Regions from separate parts of the Homo sapiens genome. Here region 2 is linked to region 1. A link is a loop called in an ENCODE intact Hi-C map of the cell type or tissue named here. Cell type or tissue: heart right ventricle. All regions are shown on one strand.

The links. Hi-C counts contacts between places; a loop is a spot of excess contacts. Peaks named below come from ENCODE experiments on the same cell type or tissue, not always from the same donor. Only the 100,000 strongest peaks of a DNase experiment are listed, where the experiment ranks them.
Region 2: it touches region 1 in a loop (10-fold over the local background); 60 of 110 quality-filtered maps call a loop at or near these places.

What each region holds. Positions count from the first base shown.
Region 1 is chr9:109,902,244-109,904,743 of GRCh38, forward strand. All of the region lies in intron 3 of PALM2AKAP2 (PALM2 and AKAP2 fusion), which reads left to right. Among named protein-coding and RNA genes, the nearest start is that of PALM2AKAP2, 120 kb to the left of the region's middle. In heart right ventricle, CTCF peaks have their summits at 1,478 (motif pointing right) and 1,688; a DNase peak (open chromatin) is centred at 1,488; H3K27ac peaks cover 1,351 bases.
Region 2 is chr9:110,216,809-110,219,308 of GRCh38, forward strand. No RefSeq gene overlaps it. Among named protein-coding and RNA genes, the nearest start is that of C9orf152, 9.9 kb to the left of the region's middle. In heart right ventricle, CTCF peaks have their summits at 1,035 (motif pointing left) and 1,234; no DNase peak of the experiment used is centred here.

The DNA.
Region 1 (2,500 bases):
AAGTTAATATATGTAAAGTGTCTCATCAGTGCCTAGCGCATAGTGAGTTCCCAGCTTCTATAGCACCCTTTCATCTTTCTCTCCTTACAGCATCAGAGAGCTTGTCCTCTGTGGCTCCCGTTTCTCTCTGGCCAGAGGCAGAGCCTCCATGGGAGCATGGGAGGGATATAATCAGAACAGCAGCATTCTTTCATTATGACGTCAATTCAGCCATCCCTCAATTTACTGAGCCCCTGAAAGGCCATACAGTGAGCCATCATTGTAATGAAGTAAAAGTAGCTGGATACTCCAGGAAGCCCTTCTAGTGGCACTTTGTTAGGTGAGATGTGTCAGCATTGACTTCTTTTGTAAGTGCTACTTCTGTTGAATTCAATGCGTTGAAAGGTGGAATGCATTGATGAATGTATTCAGTGCCTTGGCCACTTCTCAGTTAGCTTTTAGAGTAGAGGACCTCATGGCCACATGACAGAGTCTAACTGTCAGTTTCCAGACATTTACTGTGCCCTTGGCCCTGCTTGGACTTTGGAAATCCAAAGATACATATGACCGACGCCTGCTCTGGGAGGAATTCCCTGTCCATGTGGAACACATCTATGCCCTTCTGGTCCAAGTGAGAAGAGAACATGAAGGAGCAAGTGTGCATGCCCATAAGTGCCGGTCCCTACTCAGTTCTCACTCAGTCCCACAGATACCCAGGTCTACTTTATGTAGGTCCTTGTGTTGGTTTCTGGCATTGCTGAGATGACAGAGGCCCCAGTCTCTGGAGCCTCAGAGATTTCATGGACACCTTTTTCTGCTTGAGCTCATGAGCCAGATATCACTCCTGGCCCAGGTCACTGGGTTACCAGATGCACGGGTGAAAGAGCTGCTCTTGAGCAAAGGGCCTGGGACACACATGCCGGAGAAGCATGGTGAGCCAGCCGCAGGGAGGAAGAGCACTTTGCAGGAGCATGCTGTGCGGGGTCTTGCTGCTGCTTTTCAGAAGCAGGAGAGCCATGAGCCTTGGGGTTCACATCAGCACCGAGACTGGCCTTTGGTGGCAGGGAGGATATGCGTACCGGGAGGGGTTGGCCATACTGGACCACAGGGCCACTGGTTGGGTTGTTCATAATTGATCTTTGGGGACACTTACTGCAACCCATTTATTAGGTGCCCCCTCTAAAGTGATGATCTCAATGAAGATGGTTCACATAGGCCCACTACTTCTAGAAGGCCCGAATCCCTGGACCTTCCCAACCACTTTTTCTCCCTGTTCCTGGGTTACATGGCTTAGCTGGATATTTTTGCACACAGCATTAAGGGCAAGTGCACTGTTCCTTTGAAAACAACAAGGGAACAAGGAGTTCAGTGTTGTGGACATTTAATGAACTTTCTCCTCCTAAGTACACAATACCAAATCAGCAGAATCACAGCTGTCTCCTCCCAGCTTTACCTAAATTCCCACATGTGCTACCTCAGTTAGGGAACTATGACTTCACCTGCCACTAGATGGCCCTCCATGTGCACATAAGCCGCTCCCACATAGCGAACTTGCATCAGATTTTCTGGATTTTTTTTTTTTTTTTTACATGTAGACACACATGTGCATACACAATCTTAACTTTTACCATCCTTGAAGCCAATAATCAACACTTTAGTTTTCCTTCTGGCATTCAAATGATAGAATGTATTCTCATTCTCTGGAAAATCAGTTTAACATCAGAATCTACAGATATTCCTGAATATTGTGGGCCACAAAGCACATATTAAGATGAATTTGAATTTATTCTATTAAATAGTATGCTTTGGTTTATCTTATAAATGCTGTATTTAACAGACTTGTTTCTAAATTAAATTTTTTTAAAGCACTGGAAGAGAAAGGAAGCACAAACATTTGAATAGTACTTGCTCCATGGAGGCGGGCAGTGTTCTGAGGTATTTTAAACATTAGCTCATTTAAGCTTCATAACTTTGATGTAGGTATTCCATATGCATCATTATAACCATTTTATAGATTGAGGAGAAAATCAGATTGCAGCATGAAAGGTGTTTAGATTCCCTTTTGCCTTCCTGTCAATTTTCTTACCTATAACATGGGAATAAAATAATCCCTAATTGCTGTGAAAGGATGTTGTAAACTCTAAAGCATTACACAAATGTTGTTATTATTATTATGACTTGGGTTTCATGGGAATATAATTTTCTTATGTGCTCAGGAGGCTTGTGATCATTCATTCATTCACATGAAAACATTTATGCAGGTCCCAGGTCATTGCCTCTGCATGAGACGTCTCATACCGAGATGCCTGTACTATTTCTAAAACAAATCTAGTCTGTCTTGAACTCTCTTATAGCTGAGGGTTCCAGGGAAGTTGCTGTGTGCTTTCAGCAGGTAATTCTCCCTTAGTCTCAGGATTTAGAAATGATGGATGTGGTAGGACAACTTCAGGGGTGGGACCTCTGCTGAACACAGAGGTGGCCGGTGCTGATTTCACATAAGCCAAGCCAGCGGGAAGAGGCA
Region 2 (2,500 bases), 310 kb after region 1:
ATGCAGTCTTTAGAACAGTGTCTGGCATGAGGTCAGCGTTTGTTGAATATAAATCCACAAATTCCTCCGGATAATTACAATACCCATTACCAAGATAATAAATTAGCTCTTAATCTATAAGGAGGTCCTTATTTATTTTAGTTTGACAATGCCTGTCAATTTTCTACAAAAGAACAGAGATTTCCCCAATAGATATCCTATAAAAGATATTGAAGGAACACTATGGGACAATCAAATTTAATAATTCATCTAAAATACCTAAGAACAGATATTACAAAATTTAAAAACAGTTTTACCAATGACAAAACACAATGTACTATAACAGCCACCTGGGCGTGGTGGCTCATGCCTATAATCCCAGCACTTTGAGAGACCGAGGTAGGTGGATCACTTGAGCCCAGGAGTTTAAGAGCAACCTATGCAACATGGCAAAACCCCTCTCTACAAAAAATACAAAAATTAGTCGGACATGGTGGTGTGCACCTATAGTCTCAGCTGCTTGGGAGGATCGCTTGAGCTCAGGAGGCTGAGGCTGCAGTGAGCCATGACTGTGCCACTGCCCTTCAGCCTGGGAGACAGAGTTAGACCCTGTCCCAGAAACTAAAAAATAAACAAATAAAAAAAAACAGCCCCCATCTTTTGGTTTTGAAGTCAGGATTCTTTTATTCATTCAACAAGTACTTATTCAGCCACTACAATATTCCAGACACAGTACTAAGTATAGAATAGTGAATAAAACAGACACTATCCTCATGGAACTTCCAGTCCAGTGGTGGGGACAGAAGTGAAGAGCAAGTTAACTGATAATTGCATGGCTACAATTTATGGTAAGAAGTAGGTAAAGAGAATACAGTAAATAACTTAAATACTATAATGCATATAAAGTGCTTAGAGGAGTGCCTGGATCTTAGAAAGTGTGCGACAATTGTTACCTATGACTATGATTTCAATAATCATTATCATTTATCCAGTTTATTAACCTTTAGAACATAAAATCCATCTTAAATGTAAGTTTCCTGCCCTCTAGTGGGGACTTTGAGTCATAGCCAGACAAAAAAAGGGTTTTTGACATTTCAGCTGCTTTTTTGTTGTCCTTGTTTGAGACGGACAGAGTTTCGTTCTGTTGCCCTGGCTGGAGCGCAGTGGTGCGACCTTGGCTCACTGCAGCCTCCACCTCCCGGGTTCAAGCGATTATTGTGTCTCAGCCTCCCGAGTAGCTGGGATTACAGGTGTGTGTCACCACGCCGGGCCAATTTTTGTATTTCTAGTAGAGACCAGGTTTCACCATGTTGGCCAGGCTCGTCTCGAACTCCTGGCCTCAAATGATCCGCCCACCTTGGCCTTCCAAAGTGCTGGGATTACAGGCATGAGCCACCACAACTGGTCTTTTTTTTTTCTTTTTAATTTAAATTAAATTTAATTTAATTTTTTTGAGACGGAGTCTCGCTCTGTCACCCAGGCTAGAGTGTAGTGGCAAGATCTCGGCTCACTGCAACCTCCACTTCCTGGGTTCAAGTGATTCTTCTGCCTCAGCCTCCTGAGTAGCTGGGACTACAGGCGCCCACCACTGCACCCTGCTAATTTATGTATTTTTAGTAGAGACGGGGTTTCACCATGTTGACCAGACTGGTCTTGAACTCCTGACCTCGTGATCCACCTGCCTTGGCCTCCCAAAGTGCTGGGATTACAGGCGTGAGCCAACATGCCAGGCCTAATTTTATTTTTTAATAGAGATGAGGCTTCTCTATTCCCCAATAGATATCATATAAAAGATATTGAAGGAATGCTATGGAACAACCAAACTTAATATTTCATCTAAAATACCTAAGAAAAGATATTACAAAATTTAAAAACAGTTTTACCAATGATAAAACACAATGTACTATAACAGCCACCTGGGCATGGTGGCTCATGCCTATAATCCCAGCACTTTGAGAGACCTAGGTAGGTGGATCACTTGAGCTGTTTCCCATGCTGGTCTCAAATTCCTGGCCCTAAGCAATCCTCTGGCCTCAGCCTCCAAAAGTGCTGGGACTACAGATGTGAGCCACTGCGCCTGGCCCAGCTGCTATTTAGTGAGCTCCTAAGGGCTGGAACACGCAGAACAGAACCACAGGCCAGACCAGACATTTGCCTGCCATCGACTCCCCTTCTGGGAAGCACAAAGGCTCCCCATGCAAGCTCGGTGCCATGTGACCTCACCACTCTCCCTGAGCAGCCATCTAGGGTCAGCCAGAAGCCTGTGAAGTGGCCTGGGGTGGAAGCTGTAGTAAGCAGGGCTCCTATACAGGAGGGTAGCAGGTCCAGCTAATTGGACTTCCAAAATAAAACAGGGAAGAGACCCTTCATCCACAGTCAAAGAAAAGACATGGAAAGTATATGAACCATGATTATGATAGAACACCAGAATGAATGATGCCTGATGTGGGGGTGGCCAGGACTGCCTCCCATCCCAAAGACAGTACAGTAGCCCCAAGGAATTCCAGCTAGGGCTCATGAC